3 separate regions of the Mus musculus genome follow, and regions 1 and 2 are each linked to region 3. The links are chromatin loops, found by intact Hi-C in ENCODE. Cell type or tissue: left cerebral cortex. All regions are shown on one strand. Links, peaks and the distances in the headings refer to the core of each region. The heading gives the core; the rest is flanking DNA.

Region 1 (10,330 bases), core at 1,498-9,497, 420 kb after region 3:
TGGAAGTTTTTAGTTTCTTTGGAAACTCGGTTATATCTCATGATGATGTTCTGGAAGCTGTCTTATGAGAGGATGTTTGGCTGCAACAGACATTTGAGAGTATTTTTGCTAAAAGAGGCACATGAGAGGATGTTTTGCAGAAGGAGACACTTGAGAGGGTCTACTGTGTTTGGAAAGAGTATTAGTAGAACCCCACAGACAATGAAAGTACTCTCTTGCATTGTTATACCTTTTAATGGTTTGCTGGTCTTCACTTCACTTCTCATTGTATTCTGACTGATTCTGGCCACTTCTACTGATCATGCTAATTCATTAGGACCTTGTCATTTCTGCTGGATAAAGCTGCTGCTACAGTTTCATGTTTGGTGTTTGCTCTTGGACTGGGCTGCTGGTATTCTGACAACAAAGAGTGAAATAACCCCAGAGAACTACTTCTAAACAGTTCCAAAACCTCCTTTTCCTATAAACCTTGTGTTTCTTCTACCTCTGGTCTGTGAGTTAGAAAGGAGATTGAAGCATTCAAGAATCCTAAATAGAATAGGTAGAGAAAATGTGTACTGTATGCCTCAGTACAGGGGAACACCAGGGCCAAGAAGTGGGAGTGGGTAGGTAGGGGAGTGGGGGGAGGGTATGGGGGACTTTTGGGATAGCATTGGAAATGCAAATGAAGAAAATACAAATAAATAAATAAATAAATAAATAAAAAAGAAAAAAGAAAAAATGGAAAAAAAAAGTCTCTTAACTGTGGGCTTCCTTCAAGAGGGAAAATATCAGGGCACAGTCACAATCAAAAGCAAAAATCAATCTCTAACCATCCAATGTCTGGGATCCAACTCATGATCTTCTGGGCTTCTCCAAGGGCTTGGGTCACTTCTTCAGTCATGCCCTTTGTAGCACAGATGTCGTCCTCTAGGCTCCAGATGCCTGTACTCCACTACTGCTGCTGCTCTTGGTGGTCATCTCATGATAGTGGCATCTCCAAAACACTGCATGACCCCTTCAGTCCTGGGCTGTCAATTGCAATTGAGGCTGCACCTTCGCCAATGGCTTTCCATTGCCTGTCACAGTGCTGAGCCTCAGCTGCTGTGTGTGACCCCTTCACGCCTTCAAAACCAGTACCACCTGGGTGACCCTTACACATTACCAAGTACCACTGCAGCAGTGGTACAACCTTGGCTATCTTTGGAACACAGCCTCTTTGTGCTTTCAGAAAACACTTCCCAGATGTCACCTCGATGATACTGGTCTCTTCTTAATCACTGCTAATTTCTTAGCTCCAGCTAACCAGCATCAATAGTCCCAGTAATGCAAACTTTTTGCTTTAGTAGTTCTGGTATCTTGTTAATCACAGCTGATTTTTCAGGCCCAGCTAACCAGAACTACAGAATCTTCACAATCAAAACAGCAATGGCCCTGAAAAGAGTCTTTAATTTTCCCTCTGAAATTTCACAAGCTGTTGCGCGCGCTCAACTGGCCAGGAAGAACGACGCTGCTACAGGATCCTTCTGCACACGTTTATTCAGTCCTGTTTCTTCTTTCTCCATATCTCCCTTGTTTATATCTCCCTCCCTTGTTTTTATATCTCTCTTGTTTTTATATCTCCCTTGTTTTTATATCTCCCCCGAACCCTGGGCCTCTCACTCTTTTATACTCTCAGTTCACATCCACGCACAGCAGGCCACGCCACCTCACCAGGCACGCAGCTTCAGCTAATCAGGGCAGCAGGGGCAAATCTCCATCAAAATGGATTCACCTGTATCCTGGTACACCTGCGCAGCACTCAAGATGTTTGTGTCTTATATGAGGAAGTCAGGTGCAAGTCATATGACTTAGCTGCAGTCCCTGGCGCCTTTGGGACTGCCGCCACACCCGCTCCCCACAATTCCCCCTTTTTTCTTTTTTGGCAGAGAGAATGTCTGTAGATAGCCCCTCGCAACCATGCCCCTTACCTGTCTTTGGGAGACAAACAGCATTGGTTTGATCCCTGTCTTAGGTTGGTGACATGCCCAGGGAGTCTTATCACTGACTACCTCTCTATCATGCCAAGCCACACCTGGGGAGATTTTGTTTTGCTTGTGGCAGGTGCATCAAAAGGCCAGGATGTTAATTAACTTATGGCCAGATCTTAATTGCTGCAAGCAAGCCTCATGGGTGAAGGTAGAGGTCTGATCCCCAGTGTGCAAGCATAGGGGCCCTACACAAAACCATCCCTTAGGCTCATCACCCAGAGAGGTCTTGGCCAGCTCCCGTGTCGTTTTTCCTGGGGGAAGGGAACTAGGACACTGAACCTTCATGCAATCAGACATGCCTTCCACAGGATGCCAACAGCAAGCTATCCTCTGTGCAGTGCTTAGCCTCGCACCCCACGGCATAACGCAGCATAATTTCTTTTAGAGCGGCAAACCGAATCTGAGGAGATTGTCCCGCCTCCACTGCAGCAAAAGCCTACGCTACCATGGCAAAAGTGCGGACCCGCACACTCTGCACCTAACACATGTGCCAAACACACAACACGCACACACTATAACAAGCATACATCCCAGGGCTCTCATCCCCGCTCATCTTCCCTGAAGCAAGGGATAGATGGCCAGCGGGGCTATCTCTTTAAGGGGAATTCAGGGATCAAAAAGGCATAGAAAAATTTGAATGTCATGTTGAGCTGGTATCGGCTTCTGGAATACCGAAAGTATCTCTCATCTCGGCTCCATCCTTTGTGCTTGTGGGATCATCCACCACATCCACAGGGGCAACTGGATCAGGAGCCTCATTCTTGCAGCGTCTCACCAATCTCTCCGGCACCCAAAGAGGTTCCATCTGGTCCTGTGGAAACACACAAACAGACCCTCTTGCCCACATCAACACCTGATCTGGTCGATCCCAGGGGAGATGGACACAATACCTCGTGGTGATGAGACCATAACCTCAATCACCTGTGTGTTCATCTGGGGAGTCAATATGAGAGTCAAGTTTTCACTAGCTTCCCCTCTGTTGGGCAATGATTTCCGTGCCCTTATGGCAATCTGATTCACCTGCTCAAACACCTGCACTGGATATCCTGTCTGTTGTTGTGCAAATCGACCTTGATCAAGCAGCATATCTCTATCCCATGCAAATTTAGCTTGATCAGTGAAAATAGGACATCCCAGCAAGGAGAATCTATCCTCTTTCCAGACCTCCGGACAGAAGGTCTGCCCATAGATGGCTGACGAGGAGGCATAGGGAGGGGGAGCAGAAGCTAATTCACCTCCTCCTCCGCCTCGACTCTGTTGTCCTGTCCTTTCTGTCCACCTGATAACATTGTGTCTCCTTTCTTTTTCCTTTTTCTTTTTAAGCCCTTTTCCTCTTCTGACATACTTTCTTGTTGCTCTATAAGGATTTTCTGACCTGTCTTGACTGCCTCTACACACAGTTTCAAACAGTAACAGAGTCCATATATCAGAACAAACAAGACCAAAACTATCAGACCTACCCACAAAGGGTCAATGGGAGAAAAAAGCATAACTACACAGCGAGGATCTATTGATCACTACACTGAGGTTATCATAGTTCCTTAACTTGTCCCCAAACCGGGAACCTTAACTTGTCCCAAAACCAGGAACCTTAACTTGTCCCAAAGCCATGAACCTTTAGTTACCTTGTACCTGCTTCCTGGCAACGTTATATTCGCCTCTATTTTATCGGAGGTCCTTCCCAAACTCCTGGGTTACTTTGTGCCTACTTCCTGGCAACTTTATGCTTGCCTCTATTTTATCCGAGGTCCTTCCCAAACTCCTGGGTTACTTTGTGCCTACTTCCTGGCAACTTTATGCTCACCTCTATTTTATCGAGGTCCTTCCCAAACTCCTGGGGTCCCAAGTTTCACTCACTGTGAACTTACCCTGCCGGCAACCACTGACTGCTGAAAGTTCTGAACTCGGTGGGGGAGTCGGTTCCCCGTACGGGCCACCAATTGTCGCATCCGCTCTAGACCAGCAAGAACGACGCGACCACCAGTCCTTCTAACAGCAGTTTATTCAGTCCTCATCTTTCTTCTTTCTCTTCATCAGTACCGTTCCCCAGCTGAAGAGTTCTGAATCCACGCCGGATCCTTCTCAACAGTCTGTTTTACGGGAACACTTTATTAACCACTCCTTCCTCGTGATGCAGTTCTGAATCCTCCCTGTAGCAGGGGGTCTTCGCTCTTGCCTGAAGATGTTTCTTGTTCCCGGGTTTCGGCACCACTTGTTGCGCGCGCTCAACTGGCCAGGAAGAACGACGCTGCTACAGGATCCTTCTGCACACGTTTATTCAGTCCTGTTTCTTCTTTCTCCATATCTCCCTTGTTTATATCTCCCTCCCTTGTTTTTATATCTCTCTTGTTTTTATATCTCCCTTGTTTATATATCGCCCTCGTTTTTATATCTCCCTTGTTTTTATATCTCCCCCGAACCCTGGGCCTCTCACTCTTTTATACTCTCAGTTCACATCCACGCACAGCAGGCCACGCCACCTCACCAGGCACGCAGCTTCAGCTAATCAGGGCAGCAGGGGCAAATCTCCATCAAAATGGATTCACCTGTATCCTGGTACACCTGCGCAGCACTCAAGATGTTTGTGTCTTATATGAGGAAGTCAGGTGCAAGTCATATGACTTAGCTGCAGTCCCTGGCGCCTTTGGGACTGCCGCCACACCCGCTCCCCACAACAAGCCAGACCTCCATCTTCTGCACTGTTCTCAACATTATCTTCCAAGCTCTTACACAACATCTGATAGAGCTCTTCACAACGAATGAATTTCAAACCCAGAGTTCCAAAGTCCTACAACAATCCTCCCCAAAACATGGTCAGGTTGTCACAGGAATAGCCCACTATGCTGGTTCCAATTTGTCTTAGTCAGGGTTTCTATTCCAGCACAAACATCATGACCAAGAAGCAAATTGGGGAGGAAAGGGTTTATTCGGCTTACAATTGCATACTGCTGTTTATCACCAAGGAAGTCAGGACTGGAACTCAAAGCAGGTTAGGAAGCAGGAGCTGATGCAGAGGCCGTGGAGGGATGTTCTTTACTGGCTTGCCTCACCTGGCTTGCTCAGCCTGCTTTCTTATAGAACCAAGACTACCAGCCCAGAGATGGTCCCACACAAGGGTCCTTTCCTCCTTGATCACTAATTGAGAAAATGCCTTACAGTTGGATCTCATGGAGGCATTTCCTCAACTGAAGCTCCTTTCTCTGTGATAACACCAGCTGTGTCAAGTTGACACAAAACCAGCCAGTACACATACTTTAGCCTTGTTCCTCCTATTGGACTGTCTTTCCTCTATAGTATTTTCTGGGATCTTTCTCTGCTATGCTGTTTGCCTTTCTAACTTGCAAAGGCACTGGTATGTGAGGAACTGCAGTCTGCACTTCTCTTCCCTTATTTCAAATGCTGTGTTTTATTGGCAAGAGCCTCACCTGCAAAGATCCAGCATACCCCGCTGGCTCATTTCCTGCATTGATTTCTGTCCAGGAGCTTTCATGGAATTGTAATTTTTAATTGGATTTAGAAAGACAAAGAATAATCAAGTTGAAGGAGATGCATTTGATTGCTTCAAAATTCCCCTCTTACATTAAGGCTTGACTGCGTAATGAGGAAAAATATGGACAATGAGTAGAGGAAGGAACAGTGCAGAAAGAAAAGCAGTTTTCAAATCCACTCTGATTACAGTACCTTCCCATTCTCCTGGCTATAAGCTATCACTTTGTGATTTCAACCAAATGCCAAGGAGCTTGTTTGTCTCCAAAATTTTAGCAATATTTGTATGATGACTACATTTGTTTTATGTTACAAAATTTAAAAGTCATGTTTGGTGTTTCCCGGTATTTGAACAGGGTGTCTGACACATGCTTCAGCTCTTCCCTCAGTTCCATCATGACATATAAAATTTAACCTCTTTGATGTCCACTGTATAAGCGTATGAAATAACTCATGATTTATCCAAAATCTGTTTTAATTTATAAGATGAAGGCATTGTGTGAGCACACACACACACAAATGCACACATTAGACCAGTTTTATTGTGATTATTAAATTACATAGTTCCCAAATTCTTTGCCATACGGTTAACCTACAATTATTCACAAACAAGTTCATACACTTAAGAGAAACCATTAAACAATGGTCCAGCAAACCCTGATCAATGTGAAGGCTGTTTAATGCATCCAGACTTGTTAGATTAGCTTTCATCCGACTGTGACAACCAACAATGATGGAGAAACATACTTTGAAAACCTTCATTGAAAGATGTGATTATCCTTTAATGCCTACCTCAGAGGGCTTAATAGTATTATGTAGAGTTAGGGATTAAGTAGCATGGGGCATATAAAGCCTTGATATACAGAGTAGCTTTATTAAAATTTTAGAGACTTTTCTGATGTTATGATATCATGGCTTAAATCTAATAGACAGCTAAATAGAATAAAGGAAAAAAACCGACTGACAACATTTAGAGTTAATTAGATTCTGAGTATTTAATGGTACTGAATAAAAAACATCTATAATTTTCCTGAAAGTTATTGTGACAGATTTCAGTAATTGTAAATAACACTGGTGTTCACGCTCAAGACATTTTCCTGTCCAGAAAGTAAAGCTAAGCATTTTGTAATTTGGTGCCCTATTGTTCTGACATTTCCATGCCCAAAACACCTACTGTGAGATGCTTCTAGGACACAGTTAGCTTTGACATATTTTATGAAACACTAACTTATGAACATTGTTAGCACATTGTGAATAGAGATGTATCCTTTTTCTCAGGCCTTCATTTAGAGAATATTTTTCAATAGTTACTAAAGTATTTTGAGGAATATGTTCTGTCCACAAATAAACAGAAAAGTAAGAAGAACTGTTTATATTGTCATTATCTATCTACTGTGAGTTTTCCATTTAAAATAACTGACTGGAGAAAGGTCAATTTTAATGTGGCTATTTCCAACATTCCCTTATAAGTGCTGAGGTGCAAAGATGTATTCCGACAATTTGCCAGAGCTTCTAGTTATACACCATCAAATAAGGGTGCTAAAATAAGCTGTGGACACAGCTCTATTCTAGTAGATTCATTTGCATCCTGGGCATTCTCTAAGCCAACATCTGTGCATCAAGACCTGTGAAGCGGCTGGCATTTTACTCGACTGTAAAGCTAAGTTAGCCAGTGTGGTCTTATAGACATGACGCTTTTTTTTTTAGAAACAAAAGACACTACATTATTCATACCCAAAACAGCAACCAGCATTGACGTCAGCCACCCCAGTGAAATACCCACAGGATAGTAATGAGAAGGACCAGGAGCCGCCTACACATCCAGCAGACTGCATTAGATAAGAGGAACACTGAGCATATGGAATCCATATCTTTTATTGTGGCTAAATCTATCCTTTGGTCTGCTGGGAAATTAATGTCTCTGAGAAGACTGGGTCTCAGTTTGCAAGATGTGCAGAACTGTGAACCAGAGAGGATCTGCTTTCAAGATACCGTTTCCAGCTCTATGCACAAATCTTCTGAAGCTATCTTAGCCACTGCTTAGGTTCATGGGTCTAGCTTGGTATCTAAGAGAAAGTCAGCCCTATACTAGCTCTGATAGCAGTCATGGCTGGGAAAGAGCAGATGTGTGTGACTGACACGTTTTTCTGACGAGATGACTATCTAGATTCTTTACTTTGTGACTTCCAAGTATTGTTTAGTTCTTTCCCTTTCATAAGAAGTATTCACTTTTGATGTTTCTATTTCCCCTTGTGACTTTCACTGCTTTATTAAAAATAAATAATCTGTGCATGAGATCAGCCATGGGAACTCTAAAGCCTTCTCATGAAAAATTTAAAATTTCCTACTCTTGGTCTGGTACAGAGTGTATCTACAGTGATGTTAGTAATCTTTTAGACTTGATTAGTTACCAAGCTTAGCTCTTATTTAGATTTTTACAGAACTATTCAACAACTGCCTGTCTGCTCTTCCATCAGACATACAGAAATTGGAACAATAGAAAGCAGTATGTTTTATCATTTTTAGCACAGTAAAAACAATGGAAATTTATGACCCACTGTGCAGAACACAAGCACTAATGAAACCACAGCACAACGGATTGTGGTTCATGAGGCCATGGACATGCAATCTTTGATATGAGGTAGATGACATGTTTATTCCTAGGTAATGTCTAGAAACCAACCTCCATTTTTCCCTAGGCTAGACCACAAAGCGGGTATATTTCATGGGAACAGGGGCAAATCATTTTGGCTTTCTCTAGCACATGGAGGAGGTGTCCCAGTGAAACATAGCACCTCTAAGGCCTGTTGGAAGTCACAACACAAGCCTGTAGTTTTGAGCTTCTAATTTCTGTCAAAAGCCTGATCAAAGTTTTACCCTAAATATCATACCCATATACATACATATATATATACACACACATACACACACACACACACACACACACACACACACACACACACACACACATATATATATATATATATATATATATATATATATATATATATATATATACACATATACACATATACCTATACATATATATTATACATATATGCATGCAGCTGTGTCAGTTTTTGTCCTTTCACTCTTAACAGGAATATAAGTACTACTCTCCAGACCTCTCACCCCAGTGATTAAACCCCAGCCCTCACACATATGAAGAATGTACTTTAATACCAGGCAACATATTCAGTCCACCTACTTTGGATTTTCTCTCATAATCTTGTCTTTCTTGCCTTATTCCTAACCATTAAATATGTATAGGACCCATGCAGACAAATGGGTTTTCTTATTTCCACATTTCTGTGACCTAGAAAACTTAACCTCTCTCTCTCTCTCTCTCTCTCTCTCTCTCTCTCTCTCTCTCTCTCTCCCTCTCCCTCTCTCTCTCATGTGTGTGCGTGTGTGTGTGTGTGTGTGTGCATGTCTCTTTCTCTGTCTTTCCACCTCTTCCTCCTTCCCTCTTTCTTCCCTCCCTCCCTCCCTCTCTGTCTCCCACTTCTGTCAATGTCTCTAACCATCCCTCTTCCTTCTTTCTGTCTCCTGGATCTCCTTTTCCTACAACCGATCTCCAGCTTATCATTTACTAGATCTATGAACTTGGACAGTTTACTTAAGTTTCTGGACTTTCATATCTGTTTAGTGACTATGACTATAGTCCCCATATACTGTTAAAAATTAAATGCACTAATAATTTTCAACAGCTTAGAAAAATTTGAGAGATGCAATTTTAAGTAACTTTTTTTTTTTAACCAAACATCAAATTAGACCGGTTAGTGTTTGTCTCAGTAAAACCAACTTCCATCATCTGAACAGGCTGGCTGTCTTCCACACTATATTAGATATAAACATAGAATGACCTGTCTTTATTCACTGATACTTTGGTATCCTTACTATAATTTTTCTTTTTTATCAAGTCTGAAATCATTCTGTACTAGAACATGAACAACTCATCATACTGGATTCTTGGTTCTTCTCAACTTTAATACTCTTTCCACACCACCTCCGTTATGCGTATTAAAATACGACCATTACAAAAAGCAGATTTTGAACTCTGCAAAACACCAAATAAGGATAAAACCTGGGGTAAAATTCACAATGGCTGAATTAATGTAGAAACCTCTTCTTCCTGCAAAGTCCTACCCATGTCCTATCTACCTTCCCATCATATGAATCTCCAAGTTGCTTTGGATTCCTAGCCCCATAGCTATGAAATTCATTATCATAATACAAGACAACCAAACTTGCATATTTCCATCCGTTAAATCTATACTGCCAATCACATGAAATCAGGGAGAATGCCAACTTTATCAAAACCTCCCACACACCACTTCTCTTTCAGTATAAAATCCATGAATTGGTGCAAAAACCTATATTCCCTACAGCTTTGGGTTATGTTAACACTTGCAATATCTACTATGGATGAGTGTAATTCAAATGCACTCATTTACTTTATCCATGTCTATTCCTAAACAGATAACATGAGACTAGAGTGCTGTAGGCACTAGGAAAGACTGGAATCACACAAAAGCCACTGTCACTCATCAGAGAACTACATTTGATTATTTCTTAGTAATCAGCAAAATACATCAAATTGGTCTTCAGATCCATCCCCAGTATGTACTACAATATTGCTCTCCATTATACTCAAACTAAAAGTGTCAGCTGTATCTTTGTGCTCAATTTCAGGGAGAAAGGGAAAACAGAGAGAACTTTCTTTTTCATAGATGGCTCTATTAGAAAGTTCTCAAATGTCAGCTTCTTTCTCTGTTCTTCTGATACAATAGAGAGATACATTTCTTTCTAGTTGAAACCCATAATCCCCTATC
Region 2 (10,330 bases), core at 1,106-9,105, 150 kb after region 3:
GGGAACTTTCTCTAGCTCCTTCCTTGGGGAACCTGTGCTCAGTCCAATGGATGGCTGTGAGCATCCACTTCCGTATTTGTCAGTAACTGGCAGAACCTCTCAGGAGACAACTATAACAGGTTTCTGTCAGCAAGCACTTGTTGTCATCCATAATAGTATCTGGGTTTGGTGATTGTATATGGGATGGATCCCCAAGTAGGGCAGTCTTTGGACGGTCATTCCTTCAGTTTCTGTTCCACACTTTGTCTCTTTAACTCCTTCCATGGGTATTTTGTTTCCCCTTCTAAGAAGGATCAAAGTATCCACAGTTTGATCTTCTTTCTTCTTGAGTTTTCATGTGGTCTGTGAATTGTATCTTGGGTATTCCAAACTTCTGGGCTAATATCCACTTATCAGTGAGTGCACGCCATGGGTGTTCTTTTGTTTCTGGGTCACCTCACTCAGGATGATATTTTCTGGTTTCATCCATTAGCCTAAGAATTTCATAAATTCATTGCTTTTAATAGCTGAGTACTATTCCATTGTGTAAATGTATCACATTTTCTGTATCCATTCCTCTGTTGAGGGACATCTGGGTTGTTTCCAGCTTCTGGCTATTATAAATAAGGCTGTTGTGAACATAGTGGAGCATGTGCCCTTATTACATGTTGGAACATCTTCTGGGTATATGCCCAGGAGTGGTATAGCTGGATCCTCAGGTAGTACTATGTCCACTTTTCTCAGGAATGGCCAGACTGATTTCCAGAGTGGTTGTATTAGCTTGCAATTCCACCAACAATGGAGGAGTGTTCCTCTTTTTCCACATCCTCACCAGCATCTGTTGTCACCTGAGTTTTTGATCTTAGCCATTCTGACTGGTGTGAGGTGGAATCTCAGGGTTGTTTTGATTTGCATTTCCCTCCTGATTGTGGATGTTGAACATTTCTTTAGGTGCTCCTCACCCATTCAGTATTCCTCAGTTGAGAATTCTTTGTTTAGCTCTGCACCCCATTTTTAATAGGGTTATTTGGTTCTCTGGAGTCCAACTTCTTGAGTTCTTTATATGTATTGGATATTAGCCGCCTATGAGATTTAGGGTTAGTAAAGATCTTTTCCCAATCTGTTGGCTGCTATTTTGTCCTCTTGACAGTGTCATTTGCCTTACAGAAGCTTTGCAATTTCATGAGGTTCCATTTGTCAATTCTTGAACTTAGAGCATAAACTATCGGTTTTCTGTTAAAATAGCCACGATTATATGTGGATATGAGCAAGTACTAGCCCACAAAACCCTTCATGCTAAGAATTCTTTCCCACCAGCTTTGCCACTGAGAATCCTCGCGGCCACATAGCTTCACATATAAATGGTAAGCATTTCACAAACAAATATTCAATTTCAGGTAAAATCGATGAGAACATCTCAGAAGAAAATATCATTTATGAGACCAATGAAACTGATACTAAAATCTGATGGTATAAAAAAGGAAAATTATAGGCTTGTTTCTCTTAGGAATGTAGACTTGAACATTCCATCAAGTATAGTGAATTAATAAGAACCCAGCTTATTTTTCAAGAGATGAAACACCATTACCTAGGGCTCACATTGTAGGTCCAGGCTGCTTCAACATGTCAATCTTTGTAGTAAGTCTCCCTTCTCTTCCCAAACATCATCCTGTTTCCTGTATTGGAAAATGGCCTCTTGTATTTTATTTTCTAAGTCTTACTTTTGACCCTCTTTGCCAGCTACTGTCCCCATCTGCTTCAGCCCTCTGAGTTCAGCCTTCAGTCGCTGCTACCACTTTCTCTATGGTTTACTCTAACGAGGCCTTTGCTTCCAAAGAGAAGCAACTTTATCAAGTCCACGAAAGACATTTACAAAGGCTGGCGATCTGAACTCATTTAACAAGTCTATAGGAGTGATGGGAGTGTTTAAGTGTCTCAAAGTTTTACACTCTCTTCCAGAGTTATCATGATGCTGTGTCCAGCTGGCTTTTCCCTGGGTCCCAGGACCCAGGTCATCAGGTTTGCACAGTGAGGGCCTTACTCACTGAGGCGTCTCCCCAGTCCCCATTTCTGTCTTCTCTGTATGTATCTCTCTTCCATACATCTCTCAAATCCAGATGTCTTTATTTAGCTTTGTAACAGAGACCTTACCATGCCCAAAATAGAACTGGAGACTTCCATTTCAAGTTTGCTTTAGTAGACGTTTCTGCTCTTATGGTTGGGAACTCTATCTTTTCAGTTGCTTGAGCCTCAGGCACCAGGTTCAAAACAAGGCAAAATGAAAATAAATAAATAAGACTTCTTTTTTCTTTTAAATTATATGTTCAGATTAGAAGTGAATAGCAGTGGCTAAAGTAGAAAACTGATCTGTTTTCCAGCATCTTAGGAATGAACCGATTTCATTGAAATGTTCCCACCCACCAAAGCAAGCCACTCACAATCTGTGTTGCCTAATATTGGGTATTAAGTTAACACAGCCCAGAAGCAGGCATTCTGTTGAATGAGTTAGGCCTTCATTAGACAGGCCTGCAGGCATGTCTTTGTGGGCATTTTTGTGATTGCTAGATGTTTTGAGTTAGGATCTTTTTGCATTTTCCATTTTCTTTCATTGTTGTGCCGATGTTCTCTATGGAATCTTCTGCACCTGAGATTCTCTCTCCCATCTCTTGTATTCTGTTGCTGATGCTGGCATCTATGGTTCCAGATTTCTTTCCTAGGGTTTCTATCTCCAGCGTTGCCTCACTTTGGGTTTTCTTCATTGTGTCTACTTCCCTTTTTAGGTCTAGTATGGTTTTGTTCATTTCCATCACCTGTTTGGATGTGTTTTCCTGTTTTTCTATAAGGACTTCTACCTGTTTGGTTGTGTTTTCCTGTTTTTCTTTAAGGACTTGTAACTCTTTAGCAGTGTTCTCCTGTATTTCTTTAAGTGAGTTATTAAATTCCTTCTTTATGTCTTCTACCATCATCATGAGATATGTTTTTAAATCCAGGTCTACCTTTTCAGGTGTGTTAGGGTGTCCTGGACTGGGCGAAGTGGGCGTTCTGGGTTCTGATGATGGTGAGTGGTCCTGGTTTCTGTTAGTAGGATTCTTACGTTTACCTTTTGCCATCTGGCAATCTCTGGAGTTAGTTGTTATAGTTGTCTTTGTTTAGAGATTGTTCCTCTGTTGATTTTGTTACCCTCTATCAGCAGACGTGTTCAATGTACTGTCCTTAGCACCATTCCTAGGCAGAGGGACCTGGGGCTGGATGAGAAAGCTAGCAATTGCAGTGAGCAGTGGAAGTGAATATGAGCGGGCAGGATTCCGCCATGGTCTCTACTTGAAAACCTGCCCTGGCTTCCCTCAATGGACTCTAGCCAGTAGTAGGAAATAAACAGTTTCCTCCCCAAGTGGCTTTGTAGTTGTTCATCAAGGCAGCAGAAAACCAAACTAGAACACTAGCTTCTTCTCCCTTGATACCCACCCCTTTACACTTCACTAGTACTCATCTCTTTGTTTATCATCACATCAGTGTTAACATGTGGAAGAAAGTATTTGTCACTTGTCCCCCTGGAGAAGCAGCCAGCAGCAGTCAGCCGTGCTGTCTGTGTTGTCTAGACTTGTTGTCCAAATAAGTTTACATAAGGGAGTTTTCTGGGGAGCATTCAGAAAATAATTTCTGGGGTTTACTTTAATCCTTCCCCCACACCCATGGATAACTAAAAAGAAATACAAATACTACTTATTGTACAGGGAGAAGCAGACTCAGACAGCTCCACGAATTTTTAATGTAAGGCTTTAATCTGTTTTTCTGAATATGACTTAATCTCTATAGGTTATAGTACTGTAGAAAAAAAATGATTCAATATACTCCTATGGAGACCAAAGGATAACCCAGTGGGGTTGGCATGCTCTTTCCTTCCCCCTTTAAGTGGGACTCTTGGATGGAGGCCAAGTTGTCAGGCCTGTGCAGCAGCTGCTCTCTGAGCTGACCTGCTGAGCCGACCCTGTCCAGAGATCATGGTGGTCAATTTCTAAGACTACAAATGTAAATATCTGGGTTAGAGGTAGCTAGAGCTCATCAATGGTGGGCTCCAAAAATCTATACTAGAGTCTATGTGATGAGAACAAAACCAGGAAAGTCCTGAAGCAAAACTGAAAGGCAGCGTCCAATCTACCTCTTCATTCCAGAAAAGACACTGAAGCACAAACACTCCACGTTGGTTTCATCTTGAAATTCCAGATGAATATAACAGACCCTACTCCTTAACCCTTCAAGATGCTGCATTTAGTGGCTGGTGATAGGAATGGCCAGCCTAGCAATCAACTGCAGCATTTTTTATAATCATCGTTATGCCCACATAGAAAGCAGGTAGGATGCTGTGCAGATTACATTTTCGGAAGTAAAAGCAAAAGTATTGCAAGTATTGCACCCAGGAATTTAAAAGGCATGGTGTTTAGTCATTCTTATTGCATGTGGGAACAGAAGACCAAATGTGTTCCTGTCCATTCAGTCCTCAGCCTATTTTAGATTCTGCTCAGACTTGTCAAGGACAAAAATAATCTCTAAATATATGCAGTGTGTGAGGTGATTCTGAAAACTACCTTTCTGTTCAAATGAAAGCTGCCCTAGAGTTTACAGAAACATGCTCCGCGTTGTCTTCTAGGTTCTGCAAGACAGCTGCATCATTATCTGACCATTATCTGTTGGGATAAACTTTCTTTTTTTAAAAAAAACTTGGTATGAATGTGTGTCTCTTCATTTTCAATTGTTAATTCCCTACTGGCAGAGAGCTAAATGCTGACAGGTTTTGATATTCTCATTTCTATGGCCCCTCACTGGGCATTTCTACGTTGTAAATATTCATTTTTCCTCACCTGCCTAAAAGCAATCTGGAATTGTATCAGATGGTGTCTCATTGCTGATTTGTTATAATAAAGACCTGATGGCCAATAGCCAAAGCAGGAAGTAGGAGGTGGAACTGCCGTACAGAGTGAGTGAAGCAAGGGAATGACGCAGATGCAAGCTATTCGGGAGTGGACACGGGGAACAGACCGACCACCGCAGAGGAGAGTGGTATAGAGCTAGCCGTGTGGTGAGTCACAGGCAAAATAGGCAGGTTAAGTTAGATGAGCTAGCTGGGAGATTGTCCTAGCAAAAGGCGTATGCTTTAAACTATAAAGCAGACTCTATGTCATTATTTATACCACTGGCAGGTCTGAGAAAGCCTTGCTGTCATTATTTCTTCTTGTTACTACCTGTGTATCTTCTGCATATCACCTTATCCAGTAACTCCGAAACAATCATTATCTCTACAGTCAGATTACTTTCCTCTTCCTAGATGAATTGAAATGGTTTGTTTCTTCTCTCCAAATAAATTGTAGCAGTTGTGAGTCATCATTTCAGTGTAGTCAAGCTGAATTATATTTGTGTTTTAAAGCCTAAAGTTAAGTAGTTCGTCTTGAGTTAGTTTGTAGCATGAATTTCTTATGGAGTCTATGTTGTCATGAATAATGCAAAAGTAAAAAGGTATTTATTTTTTATTAATCACTTTATTTGTTTATGTTTCAAATGATATCCCCTTTCCCGATTACCCCTCTACAATCCCCCATCCCATCTCCCCTCTTCCCCCTCCTCTTTTCCTCTATGAGGGTGCTCTTCCACCCACTCACTCACTCCTACCTCACCATTCTAGCATCCCCTACACTGGGACATCAAGCCCCCCTTCCCACCCATTGATGTCAGATAAAGCCATTCTCCGCTACATATGGATCTGGAGTTCCTCTTTGGTTGGTGGTTTAGTCCCTGGGAACTCTGGGTGGTTCAGTTAGTTGATATTGTTCTTATGGGGGTTCTTCCATTAGGGTCCCAGGCTCAGTCGGATGGTTGATTGTGAGCATCTGCATCTGTATTAGTCAGATGCTGGTAAAACCTCTCAGGAAACAGCCATATCAGGCTCCTGTCGGCAAGCGCTTCTTGGCATCAGCAATAATGTGGGGGGTTGGTATCTACAGTTGGGATGGATCCCTGGGTGGGGTGGTCTCTGGATGGCCTTTCGTTCAATCTCTGTTCCAGTTTTTTCCCTGTCTTTCCTTTGGACAGGAACATTTCTGGGTTAAAAATTTTTAGATGCATGGGTGGCCCCATCTCTCAACTGGGGGCTGTGCCTACCCACTGGAGGTGGTCTCTACAAGTTGCATCTCCCCTCTATTGGGTATTTTGGGACCCGGGAGGCTTTTGAGTCCCTGGAGCCTGGGACTTTCTAGTGGTTACCTCAGCTCCCCATCCTCCACTGTTGCATATTTCTATTCAATTTTCTAACCTTGTGTACTTTTCTCCTGTCCCTTCCAACACCTGATACTGCCCCCCGTTTTTTCCCTCCCCTTCTTCTCTCCCTCCTAGATTCCTCCCTTTTTCTACCTCCTATGATTATTTTGTTACCTGTTCTATGTAGGATTGAAGCATCTACACTTTGCTCTTACTTATTCTTAAGCTACATATAGTTTTGGGGTTGTATCGTGGGTATTATGAACTTCTGGGCTAATATCCACTTATCAGTGAGTACATTCCATGTGTGTTCTTTTGTTTCTGGGTTACCTCACTCAGGATGATGTTTTCTAGTTCCATCCATTTGCCTGCAAATTTCATGAAGTCATTGTTTTTAAAAGCTGAGTAGTACTCCATTGTGTAAATATACCACAATTTCTGTATCTGTTCTTCTGTTGAGGGACATCTGGATTCTTTCTAGCTTCTGGCTATTATAAAGGATGCTGCTATAAACATAGTGGGGCATGTGTTTTTATTATGTGTTGGAGCATCTTTTGTGTATATGCCCAGTAGTGATATAGCTGGGACTTCAGGTAGAACTATTTCCAGTTTTCTGAGGAACTGCCAGATTGATTTCCAAAGTAGTCTTAACCAGCTTTCAGTCCCACCTACAGTGAAGCAGTGTTCCTCTTATATGTGAATATAGTCTAGTCTGAGTGTATTCTCTCATGCCTGGCAAGACTGTTTTTACTAAGGTGGCGTTCACAAAAAGGAGGAAAGAGAGAACTAACCTTTCTTTATTTCTTTATGTAGTTGTACTTGGCTTAATGAAAGCAGAAATGCCTCCAAATTAAAAAAGTACAGATAGTTTTAAAGTAATTTATTTTCAATCCATAGGTAAGACGTGGGGAAAGAAAGTAGAGAATAGGAAACTATCCTGGATCTAATTGTTGTAAGGGGCTCTAACAGGGCTGGTGGGAGGGGGGGTCACTAACTGTTCTCTGATAATGACCTAATGGAATAAGAAGGAACTAAAGGCTCACACTGAATAACTGTTGAATGAATTATAGAATTATTAATCAAGAATTTAAGCAGTTTAGTGTTGTCTGTGTTGCCTTGGTTGAATAAACCATAAAACTAACTCACATAGTACTTTATGATCTTCATAGTTATTTTTATTAGTTTATTTTCTCAGCCACATAAAGCATAATGAACCAAAACATCAATGAAACAGGCACCTGTGTTGCTTTGGTTTTAAAGATTTTTTGGTTGATCAATGACTATAAGGGAGAAAAACTTAGGACTAACTGAAGAGTGTAGGTTTATATAAATCTTTAGCTTTTATTATTTTCTTTTAAATATTTTTAAAGATTTGTTTTAGTCGTGTGTGTGTGTGTGTGTGTGTATGTGTGTGTGTGTGTGTGCGCGCACACACACGCGCACATGAACACTGCAGAGGCCAGAAGATGTACGTCTCCTGGAACTGGGCACTAGTGACTGAGCTCTGGTCCCCTGCAAGAGCAACAAGAGTTCTGCACACTGGAACCACCTTTTCAGCCCCAGAAATGATTGTTTTAACACTCAGAGGATTCTCTCATGTTGAATTTAGTGATTTGACATCTAGATAGAACTTTGTTTTCTGGACTTGGTGGGAAATTTTAATCACTGAGACTGGGAAAATTAAGACTATTTTTGAGAGCCAACTTTCACAGTAGGATGTTTCAGAAGAAACATGGGTCCGTGATGGGCTAACACTTTAGAGAAGAATGGCTCCTGGAAAATTTAGAATGTGTCACGAATGGTAGTCTTCCTTTTCTTTCCCCTCTCCTCCAATGACCTCCATGATCCTGTCTTTCTTATAAGCACTGCAAGTGAAAATTGTAGAGCAGAATGGCATGAACCTGTCCGAGACAAGTGATTTCAGACACCCATGACTCATGAAGCCCAAAGAGCCTGTCTCCTAAATGAAGAATTGATTTATGGGAATTATGCAGAGAACATATTTTCCTCATGCTTTTCCTTGTTCAAACAAGTGTGGTGTTGTGATGTGTGTAACAGTGCAGTGTGACTCAAGCAAAGGCTCCTGACTGTGCTGCCTGGCTCTAGTACTTCAATTCCTACAGATCAAGCATTAATTATCAAAGGGCAGAATGGCTCCCACAGATGTAAATCTTGGTTCTTAGAATGGACAATGTCCTTCATCTTTTTATGACTAAAATATATGTACATGCAATGATCATATAAATACCATATTTGGTATTTGAATCTTTAGGGTAAGAGATTAGGAAAAAATGTCTGAAAAGGCTCTTTGGAGGCACAATAATAGTGATGATGATGATGATAAAACTCCAAAACTCTATTATACTTTGTGCTTTTAGTTTTTATTAAAGATTTTATCCTCCCATGCCCTGGCTAATGGAACAAATTGTAGAGAACTAATAGCTATATGGGGACCAATTTTTTTAAGTGGCTGAGCCAATGCAGGGCTCTCCAGTAAAAGCTTGTTTACAGCATGTGCCGAGTCTTAGACGAAAGTGAGGCTGCTCCTGTTTGAACTGAAGTCTGGTCATTTCTGAAGGACTAGGTGAGCCCCAGGCAGAAGAAAGAAAGTTGTGTCTTGGATGGAAGATTGCAGTCTGAGAGTGTTCCTGGACTCTGGGACTGAAGGGTCAGAGCCAGCTCTGGACACAGCCTGACCAGAGCAAGAGGACACACAGTGTTCCACTTTGGGGCTCAGCCATACCTACCTCTCCACAAAGAAGAACATTCTATTTTATGTTGCTCTGAGGAAGCATTCAATAGTATTTCATTTCACGGAAGCGAATTTTTGCTTATAATAAAAAAATTGCCTGCCAGTATATTTTTCATCTTACTAAACTATCTGTAAAAAAAAAAAAAAAAAAGATAAGAAAAATAAGTAGTTTTGACAGAAGTTTGTAGCACTAAAAAAGTCTGCCTTCTGCAGTCCAGCAATAACATGAGAGAGAATATTCAGAGTATATGTTTAAAACTAAGTATTGAGCATATATTTTTGTTCAGAATAACAGAGAACAGGTCCAAAACCTATAAGCTTCATTTTTGTAAGTATTCTTCTTGTTTTTCTCCATTTTCTACTCAGTAGTTTAATTATTGGTAACGTTTAGTAAGCATTCAAGACTATACATTGGGTACTCTTCTAACTGGAATTTAATAGAGAGTTTCTCAATACTTATTAGAGTGCTATTATCTGAGAGCTATTCTTAGCTGCAGCTCATAGTGAATAATTTTCCAGTGCTCACGCTGCTAGCAAATTGCAGAGTTGAGGACTACTCAGCCTTTATCTCAGTGCTGATCCCATGGCTCAGATCTTAACCTCAGGAGCAACTATCCGAGGAGGAGCTGCTCATTATGCCACAGTACATGCCAGGAATAGCCCCGGGGACTCTGCAGACCAGTGATTAAAAGGGAGGGGTCCCGATGTCTCTGGGGGATCTCCCTATAGCCGTGTAAGAACGCAGCTTTTAATAATATCAGAAGAAGGAAAGATCTGTCTTGAGCCTAATGAAAATCCCAGCTGCTGCCTTTTGTGTTCTTTGGTTCTCTGAGATGTGGAATTTGCCAACATATGAAAAAAAAATGCTGAACAATTTGTTGAGCTGAGAATACAATTAAAGTGGATTTATTTTATACACAAATAGTTCTCTGGGTAATTTATACTAAACCACCAGGATTCTCACAAGTCCCCCCATTCTGGCAGGAGCACTCACTCTGACATTATCCCAAAAGGGAAACCAATCTCTATTGTATTCGAAATTGTTTCTTAGTGGCATTTTGCTATGACTCTGGCTTATAAATCAATAAGCTTGGGAAGTAGGATGAATAAATCTTCTTAAATAAAAATGTTCATGCTTGCCACTGTAATACAGGAGAGTAATTGTAGGAATAAAAATATTGATATCTTCTATGTCTGTCTTTTTCAGTAACAAAATGAAATAACATATATAAAATATAACAGAGCATGCTGAACAAATAGCTATTACCAATGTCTTTTACATTGGTTCTTTTGTATATTTTTGTGGTGTATGGACATAGTCGTGTGTGTTCATGTGTGTATGTAGGTGCA
Region 3 (10,330 bases), core at 965-8,964:
GCTCCTGGCCTTCTAGTGAGACTCTACACCCACAGTTACCTGACTAAAGCCAGGTATGCTCCGCCCCACAGTTACCTGGCAACAGCAAGGTAGCCCAGCCCACTATAAAAGGAACTCCTTGGCCCCTCCTCTCTCTCTTAAACTCTCACCTATCTTACTCTCATCTTTAGCCCTCCTTCTCTATCTCCCTTCCCCCTTCTTTCTACGGTGCCATGGCCAGTCTCCCTCTTTCTACCTTTTCTCTTTCTCCCTGACTTTCTACAACAATGCTCTAAAACCATAGACTGTCTCAGCTCATCAAGGCCGGCTGTGCTTGAACGATGGGGTAGACTTTCCCCTAAAGAGCTGTGTCTAACCTCCCACTGGAAGGCCTTCTAGCCATGGACCAGACCAAGGACTCTTGCCTGAGTGGGAACCACCCAGTGCCCCCTCTCTCCCTGGCCTCTCCTCCCTTCAGCCCTGGGGATGACCAAGTCACCCTTGGGGCCCCCATTTTGTTCTCAGCTCTTCCATAGTGTCCAGTGGCATCTGGGATACCCAAGACTGAGAACCTGTTATCTCTGGCCTCTGTGAGGCCCAGAGACCTCTGATTACCCCTTTTCCACTCCCCTCGGGCTTGGGTTCTGTGGCTTCCCACAGCGAGACATCCACCGGGGGCCACATGGAAAGTGTGTGGCAGTCCTCCCATGTCTGCCCGCCCAGAACACCAAAACTCTGGCTGATGCGGGGTTTTCTCCCACTCCTTTTATTCCCCACAGTTTACCCCATGTGTTCTGTATGAGGGACCTCACTTGTGGGTGGAACTAAGCGTGGGCGTGTGAAGGAAGAGCATCCTTCAGTTCTTCTCTCAGAACATCCCTGGCTTGTACTGAGGTGGTAAGAAAACTTTCCCCATTTCCTCTACTGACTCTTCCCAAATAAAAAAAAAAAATCCAAGGTGATGGCGATGACATCTTCCTTTCCCTCTGTGCTATGGACCACACCCAATATGTGGTAAGCTCACAGCACACGAGAAATGAGAAAACGAGCAGAACAGACTCCACTGCTTTGTATCCGGAACTACTAAATGACCTAGTCTTGCTTTATTCTTTTAAGTTGTGTTTATGTATAAAGCTAACGTAAATATGGGAAATTCAGGTGAGCTTGTGATAAGTGGAGTATTCATTTGGGTAAATGACAAGATGCTACTGTTAAAAATAGCCAAACCTGAAGTCGCCTCACTTATGACAGAACTTTACAGGGTTTTTTTTATAATTTAATTAATTAATTAATTAATTTTTTACTTATTCACTTTACATTCCTTCTTCCTGGTTCACCTCTCCCACAGTCCTTCCCTCATTCCTCCTGTCCTTCTCCTCTGAGCAGGTGGGTCTCTCTGTATCCCTCCCTCCACAGGGTAGACTTTTTTTTTTTTTCAAGACAGAGTTTCTCTGTGTAGCCCTGGCTGTCCTGGAACTCACTCTGTAGACCAGGCTGACCTCTAACTCAGAAATCCGCCTGCCTCTGCCTCCTGAGTGCTGGGATTAAAGGTGTGTGCCACCACGCCTGGCTGCAGGGTAGATTTTTAAAAAGAGAAGTTTGGGGCCTGGAAAGGTTGCTCAATGGTCAAGAGCACTTGTTTTCATTTCATAGGATCAGACCTGGGTTCCCAATACCCACACCAGGCAGCTCACAACTGCCTATAACCTCAACTCCAGGGATCCCAATGTCCTCTTCCAGCCTAGGATGGTTCCCACATGCATTTTCACACACACACACACACACACACACACACACACACACGAGAGAGAGAGAGAGAGAGAGAGAGAGAGAGAGAGAGACATATAAATGTCTTTAAAAGAGGTTAATTCTCTGTTGTGTAGTACCTAGATGTGAGCTATTCAGAGCTATGGAGCCAGTTAGGAAGCTCTGGCATCTATGCAATTTTCCAAATGTTGTTAGTGGTTGGTCTGGTGATTCTATATATTCAAATGCTAAGTACTGGTCCCTAAGATCTGGTTGCCAACAGACAAGTCAATTCCCATGTTTAGCAGTCTTTGCTGTGTAAACCTTGCTCCCAAATGTAAAGCTATTGCTTAAATAAAAGTGGCTACAGCTTCCATTTGTTGAACTAAGCTGAACTGTTGGGGGCTCTCAGAGACTGAACCACCAACCAAAGAGCATATACCAGCCGGACTTAGGATCCCTGCACATGTATAACAGATATGCAGCTTGACCTTATTTGGGTCTTTCAACAACTGGAGTAAGGGCTGTCCCTGCATCTGTTGCCTGCCTGCCTATGGATCCTGGTCCCCTATTTGGGCTGCCTTCTCTGGCCTCATTGGGAGAGGATGTGTTTAGTCCTGTAGTGACTTGATGTGTGTGTGTGTGTGTGTGTGTGTGTGTGTGTGTGTGTGTGTGTGTGTGTTGGGGAGTGATATCCAGGTGGCAGGAGGTACTTTCATTTTTCAGAGGAGAAGGGAAGGTGGGAAGACCACCATGAGAAGATGTGGATCATGAGAACATGGTCAGGAGAAGTAGACCCTGAGGTCAGGCTAATAGAGCAAAATTAACCAGGGTGAGATTCATGCAGCAAGTACTTGGAGAACACAGCTGGGAAAATAACAGTCTACCATATTGAAAAATCACCCAGTAATTGTTCCAAAGTCAATTTAAAAAGTCCACAGGACTCTGCCTCAATTATTGGGGGCTGGCTGGTCTTATTAATAACCAATAGAGTTTATTAAAATCCATTTACAAAATGGTGTATAAATGTGTGTGTGTGCATGTGTGTGTATTTATGTATGTATGTGTGTGTAGTCTGTCATGTAGAAAAAAACATATCTGAGTCTGACGGTGGTGGCACATGCCTTTAATCCCAGCACTTGGGAGGCAGAGGCAGGCAGATTTCTGAGTTCCAGTCCAGCCTGGTCTACAGAGTGAGTTCCAGGACAGCCAGGGCTATACAGAAAAACCCTGTCTTGAAAAAACAAAACACAAAAAACAAACAAACAAAAAACAAACAAATAAACAAAAAAACCCAACCATATCTGAAAAAAAAACACAATCACAATCACATTGTGACTTACTGCTGCATGAAAAAACTGGATGAAATTTTGAATTATCTTTTAAATTTCTTACGTTTGTTTTGTTTATTTGAGACACACTCTCAGTATTTTACAGCTCTGGTTGGCCTTGAAGTTCACTACATAGACCAAGCAAGCTTCAAAGTCACATAGATCTGCTGGCCTCTGAGCAATCTTTTATTTTTTTTAAACATTTATTTATTCATTTAAAGTGTATGTGTGTTTGGGTGTGTGCAAGGACACTATGTACGTGTAGGTATCGAAGCAGGCCAGAAGGAGGTGTCAGGTCCTTCCTGAACCCATCCTCAACCTCACCAAGAGGAGTCAAGAGAAGGGAATTCCTCTCCTTCTGGTGGTAATCAAAAAATTATAGAACTCTAATAGTTTTATGCCACTCTAATAGTGACCCAGGCAATGTTGTATTGTCCAGTTGGAAGACAGTGATTAGTAAGAGACTTGGACATAATACCTCAAATTGTGCAACTCTCCCTAAAGCCACAAACTAGTGCCACTGTCTTGTGGCAGCACATCTGAATCAGAGTTACAGTTGGTGGCAAACCTTGCCTTTGGAGTTTGAATATCCATAAACTGTAGTTTACTAAAACAATGCCATGTAGGGACATGACTCAGTTGCTAAAATGCTCACTGAACAAGAATTGGATGCCCAGAACACACACACACACACACACACACACACACACACACACACACACACACACACACACACACACGTATGCAGTGGAGTGGAGTTATAAGCCTAGCACTTAAAGAGGAGGGGACAAAGCCTGGGGTAGAAGCCTGCCAACTTAGCTCCCTTGGCAAGTTCAAAGCCAGTTAGAGGCTCTATCACAAAAAACAAACTGGACAGAAAAGAGACGTCAGAACTGAAATGTTTTCCTCCTTTCTCGCTTGTTTTTGTGATGGATTGGGTTGGCAATGAAATTCCAGCAGCCATACTTTCCGTTATTTGGTGCATGGTGAACAATTGAAACTGGATTCAACAGCATGTCTCATCTTCTCTTGTTTTTTCTGCTTCATTTAGTCTCATTCCAATGCAGTGGATGAAGCAGAATTCTTGCAGGCCGGGTTTAATCCACATCACACATTTATTCAACTGTTTAAACCACATTGAAACTTTTCCTTAAAGCAAATGTTCTTGTGTTTATTCTCCTTGAAATGTTTAGGCCCTCTAAGGACTGTTTGTGGCACCTGGGGATGCTTCTCTTCTTCAAGAGGCTATAAATGCACACATGACACCACTAGATGTTTCTTATTCCTTGTCATTCACAGTGGCTCTGACCCAGTGTGTGGAACCCTCCACATTCCACATCTATAAATGATAGGTGGTCCTGGATGATTTTCAAGTGTCTCTTGTTTCTAAACCTTTACCATGGTTTTTATATAAAGAACAGTGCTTGTGAATATGGGTTCTTGAGCCCATTGCGTGGGCTCACATCCCAGCTCTCCCACTTACCATCTGGATAACCTTGGGTGAATGATTCACTTACATTTATGAGTGTCAGCTATCTCCTCCGAAAAATGTACACATGGTTGTCTCTCCTGAACAGAGCAATGGAGGAAGTGAAACACATGTATGTGTACATATATGAGACAGGACTCACAAGCACAAGGCTCAAGTAGTATTTAATTTCATACCACATTCAAGAGTCATCTCTTAGTTCATGTTAATTAGGTGCTGGACACTGTGTTAATCTTTACATATCCATTCCACACAACTCTTTGAAGTATGATTTTGATTTCTATTTCCCTAATAAGGAAAATGAAGGCAAGCGACCTAAAACAAGGTAGCTGTGTAGCTGCAGCTCTACAATAGGTGCAGCTCTCAGCAAATGCCTTTCCTTTTGAATTCACATTTCCATACCATGTGGTTTATGCAAAATTCTATGAAATGGTGGCTGGAGAGATGACTCAGTAAACTGCCTCCTGTTTGCAGTATGAGAGCCTGATTTGGATCTCCAGAATCCCCATTGAAAAGCCTCCTGTGATGTCCCACATTTATAATCCCAGCACTGAGGATGTGGAGATAAGCAGCTTCCGAGGCTTAGCTGGCCACTCAGACCAGTATACCCAGCAAGCCACAGTCCAGTGAGAAACACTGCTTCAAAGAAACTATAGAGGATTCCTCAGAAACAACACTCACGGTTGTTCTTGGGTTTCCATATGCACACACCATCCATATTCACACACACACACCGTTTAAAAAGAAAGCTCTAAGAAATAGCTATAAATCACGCATCTGAAATGTAAGAACCATAGAATCACTGAAGATGATTGTCTCTGAGCTCATCAGGTCATGACAAGCTTGATGGCCACATGTTTCTTTGGCAATGAGAGATCCAGTTCTAGGAAACAGCCCGCTCCCGTAGCCCAATACTTTCCATCAGAACTTTCCCATAGGCACCTGAAGAAGGATGTGCTTTGTGTCCATACATTAACCAAATAATCCAGAACTCAGCACGTTCCAGTTAACTTTTGGCTTTTTATGAGCAGAGTGATATCTTTACTGGCTTCTTTTATTGATCCATTTCACAAGCTGGAGGAGGGAGACAAACAGGAGGACAAAAGGACAAGTGATCTGGAGGTAGATGAAAGGGGAACGGAGAAAACGGTCACACTAGGCCTTAAGCCAGCATTGTATAAGAGACAACAGCGAGTGAAATGTGATGGGCTTGTTTGATGCTCACCTTCTGAGTTCCTCCTTCTGTGAGTGGACTCCACATCCTTCCTTACTTAAAACATTGTACACACACACACACGTGCGTGCACATGCACATAAATATTCATACACCAAATAGTGGGAAAAATAGGAACCCATTTTTTTGTTGTTGTTTTGTTTGTTTGTTTCTACTAGGAAACTGAAAGCAAATGCAAAATAAATGTCCCTGGTTTCAAACAGTATTCCCTACAATGCTAATATAATATACTCTGCTCCTCTGTTTTCCATTATTTGAGAGGTATTCACTAGGAACCAACCACTTGAGTTAAGCACTGGAAACAGTGGGAGAGAATAGAGGAAACACACACACAGAGATTCTCCTTAAACCTGAGAGGTATAGCATGTGACTTATGATACGTGCAGGCCTGAGAAAGGCAGGCAGATGGTAAGCTAGAGGCAGTGGGAGGTGGTAGCTTCAAGGGAGGGAAGGGATGGAACAGTTCATGGTGACTTGTTGCTGGAAGGGAATGAACGACAGGATCTTTCCTCAAGGTGGTCATAGTACAGGGTCAACATTATACATACCCAACCATGACTAACATGAACAAGTACCATTGAAATCATCTGACAGAAGCTTATAAGATGCTAAAAAGCTAATGAATCATAGGCTAAGAATCAAGTTCTATTTTCTGACCATACAAGCTTAGAGACAGAGCTGGCCAGCTCAGATCTGGGGAATGTAAGGAAGAGGGAGATTAAGACTGTGCTTGCTTGTGGCTACTGAAAACTTTCTCCAGAGTCCTAAAGTAATAAAGCATAGACTAAAGGAGCAGGGCTGGCCCACAAAGCCAGAGAAGGACCAGACCACTGCATCTGGCCATTGACAAGTAGCCTAAGCCAACCAGACCTGGCATAGAAGCCCTAAGGATCCTTCCGGATCCTTTTCTTCATTGCTTCGCCTTCTGGTTTGCTTTTCTGTTGCTATGATACATACCATGAACAATAGCAATCTTGCCGGAAGGGGTTGACTTCATCTTATGCTTCCAGGTCACAATCCACCTTTGAGGGAAGTTAGGCAGGAACCCAGCAGCAGGAACAATGGAGGAACAGTGTTTGCTTGCTCTATGACTCATAGCCAGCCATTTTTCTTCTACAGCCTAGGACCACATGGCCAGGATGATGTCACCACCATCTGAAGGCCCTCCTCCAGCAATCCTTTATCAAGACAATCACAGTCTCTCACAGATATGAACACAGGTCAATCTAATCAAAGCAACTTTCTAATTGTTCCTTCTTAGCCTGTAACTCAAGATTGTGTTCAATTGACAAAAAACTAACCAACACAACTGGCAACCAACCTACTCCTCAAATCCTGCATCCCTTTCTACTTGTTTATCCTGTTGACAGCCAGCTGCCTCCACAGCAGAGTTTCTGGGTTCTGCCATACTCCTCCATCCAGAAGTCACTCCTGTTTGTTTGGACCAGGGCTCCAGAAGATTTCAAAAAAAGAAAAAGAAAAAGAAAAAAAATAGAAAAGAATTCAAAATGTCAATGCTCACAGTTGAATTTCTAGTTGTAGCGGAGGAATTACCTGAGAGCAGCAGACTGTTCTGACCTCTTTCTATTGTCTTTCAAGCCAAGAATACAGGAAGCAGTTTCTCCCACCATCTCTCTAGGCTATCTACATACCAGCTGCTCTTTGGAACAGGGCTAGAATCTATTAGTCTTCAATAATAATTCCTTAAGATGAAGTCTTTAAAAATTTATCTATTGTGAGTGCTAGCCATTACATTCTTTCCATTTTTTTCCTAGTGAAAAATATAAAGCAGTATTTTTTAAATCTCTTTACATAACCTACCATATTAATATCAATGTCTTTTCAAAATGGGCAGACACTATAGTCACAAAAGTACTCATCACTGTGACTAGCCTTAGACATGATCACTATGCCCCACAGGCCTTTAAGCTATCAAGTTTCTGTGCATAGGAAAATTATTTTAAAATGTACTGTAATCCCAGCACTCAGGAGGCAGAGGCAGGCGGACTTCTGAGTTTGAGGCCAGCCTGGTCTACAAAGTGAGTTCCAAGATAGCCAGGGATATACAGAGAAACCCTGTCTCAAAAAAAAAAAAATGTACTCAAAACAAGTTTACATTTTATCTAATACACTGAGTCCTCTAAAAATAAAATAGTTGAAATCTTCTGGCCATTTGCTTTCTAAGTCTTTTATCTTCCCACACCAGGATGTATATTTAAAATAACACTTATTTACAAAATGGTATCTTAGCAACAGTGACACAGCACAAGAGTGTGTTATCTAAAGCAAACCAGTTCTGGCTGTCAACTATAAGCAAAGCAGCCAAATGTGATTGATATAGCTCCTGTGAGACACTTGGAGCTTGGGGTGCTGCATGAGATTAAAGGCATATTTTTTGAACTTGAGTGACTCATCATTGATGCTTTACTCAAAGAATGGGAAACACTTTTGTTCTTAATTATGAAACCATAAAAGTTTAGAGTGAAAAGGGAATTTAAAGGCTGTCTAGTCCAGACCTGTGATGTTGTAATAGGTTAGAGCATGGGAGGAAGGAACAATAATTTCCTTTCCTCAGAGCACACAGGTGGTTTGTGTGAGAAATCAGGTTTCCTGACTTTTGTTCAGTTAGTCTAGCAACCGTTTTTCTTATGATAATCATTATGTATGTTTGCAAACACACAATACCGAACACATTTCAAGTCTCTGGCATTGAAACAGGGAAATCAAACACCCACTCCCTACCTCCAGTCTTTATATACTTTAACTCCTGGCTTCAAACCTAGAATGTGATGTAGGTAACTAAATCAGTCAGTTCTTCTAAATTACTGCCTGCTTCTTTATAGCTCAGGTAGAAACAAAACTGAGGTCTCAGACAGTTAAACCATTTGTTCTAGACTTAAGAATTCATTCTGTAATCTTACTGCATGAGTTAATGGCTTAAAGGAGATTTAAAATGACAAGTCTGAAGTAGTCAAAACACACACAGTTGAGGCCTACATCAAACATTATTTTGCAGATTGAGTAAAAAGAATCAATGTCTTTAAAAAGCTATGTAATATTGATAAGGTGAAAGTTTTCTTTATATGCCTATGCATTTAGCATCACTATTAAGAGATCTCTTGTCAAAACCATAGCATTTTTTATTATTGAAAACAATCTCAGTGAATGTCTTTCAGTTATTAATGAAATAAATAAAACTTGTGAAGAAAAGTTTACCTTGTTTTAAAAATAGAGCTGCAACATATTGTTTTCCTTAAATTCTACAATGATTACTTGTAGACTATTTCAAATAATGTAATGTTTTCAGAACCATAATCCCAGTTGTTCACTGGTATCCACTAATACTTACTATTCTCTAATATGGCCAATGTCCCTGATTTGATTGGTCTATATAGCTGTATGGTTTGTAATTGTGAAACTTGCATCGTGGGGTTGTAACCCCAATAAAAAGTGTACTGAGACTGATTACTTATCTCCTTAGAAATGAAGTGTGAACAGCAGTCAAATAGTCAGACAAATACTCTGGAGACACTCTGGGGTCAGACCAGAGCAGGAACTGGTCATTTGAAACGCCAGCATGGGTTTTGCAAGGTCTACTATCTCTTATTCTCGCAGGCAATCATCACAAGTACTTTGCTTCTGACAATGAAGCCCCAAGTTGTTTGTTGATGTTTGAAAAAAAGGGACACTTCAAGGGAAATATGAAAATTGCCTTAGAAAATGTTATCTACCAGCTGGCTTTGGTAGTACATATGTCTAACTCCAGAACTCAAGGGACAGAGGCAGGAGGAGCATGGCAATCTGGAAGCCAACTTGGTATATTTACTGAATCCCAGCCAGGGCTAATAGAGTGCAATGTTGTCTCAAAACAAACAGTTATCTAGATGTGGAATCTACATTTAAACATACACACACACACACACACACACACACACACACACACACACACACACACAATCAGAGGGAAGATTTTATGGAGGAGGAAGGGGACCGGTGAGACAAGGAGAGGATGAATAAGGTAGAGGGCAAAGTTAATATAATACAATGTAATATAATATATACTTTAATTTTTTAAGAAGCAATAAAATAATTATTGTGGTGTTTTTTCTGAAATCAACTTTGTAGACTTTCAATACCAAATCAGACAAACAATTATCTAGATGTAGTATCTACATTTAAACACACATGCACACACACACACACACCAAGAATTCAGAAGAAAGATTTTATGTTCCATCATAAAATGGCAGGTGCCACCATAGCAGTTGTGAAAATGACTTAATTACATGTGTATTGAAAAATACACATGACTCACCAATGGTATGCTACCATATTCCAGATGATGTCATATGTTCCAAAACATCCCATGCTTATTTAAGTTGTCATCACGCAGAATCCAAAAATCTAAACTGAGAATCTTTTGTCCGTACCAGCCAATCAAAGCAAAATTGGATGAGTTCCCAATTTTCACAGCACCCCTTTCTCAATACTCTCATATTTTATACCCTATTTACAAATATTCAAAAAAGCTATCACTGTAGTGGTAGTTAG

What was found. Hi-C counts contacts between places; a loop is a spot of excess contacts. Peaks named below come from ENCODE experiments on the same cell type or tissue, not always from the same donor. Only the 100,000 strongest peaks of a DNase experiment are listed, where the experiment ranks them.
Region 1: a loop joins it to region 3, with 4 times the contacts of the local background. A loop is called at or near these places in 2 of 42 quality-filtered maps.
Region 2: it touches region 3 in a loop (2.3-fold over the local background); 5 of 42 quality-filtered maps call a loop at or near these places.

Annotation. Positions count from the first base shown.
Region 1 is chr8:67,174,717-67,185,046 of GRCm38, forward strand. No RefSeq gene overlaps it. Among named protein-coding and RNA genes, the nearest start is that of Gm24274, 34 kb to the right of the region's middle. In left cerebral cortex, for the core only: no CTCF peak of the experiment used is centred there; DNase peaks (open chromatin) are centred at 5,467 and 7,217; H3K27ac peaks cover 1,201 bases.
Region 2 is chr8:66,901,300-66,911,629 of GRCm38, forward strand. Gm39185 (a long non-coding RNA gene) reads left to right here and starts at 4,847. Exons shown (of 4, transcript XR_870476.2): 1 at 4,847-5,056. In left cerebral cortex, for the core only: no CTCF peak of the experiment used is centred there; DNase peaks (open chromatin) are centred at 4,449, 4,985 and 5,283; H3K27ac peaks cover 515 bases.
Region 3 is chr8:66,751,841-66,762,170 of GRCm38, forward strand. No RefSeq gene overlaps it. Among named protein-coding and RNA genes, the nearest start is that of Npy1r, 60 kb to the left of the region's middle. In left cerebral cortex, for the core only: no CTCF peak of the experiment used is centred there; DNase peaks (open chromatin) are centred at 4,469, 5,011, 6,200 and 8,101; H3K27ac peaks cover 1,898 bases.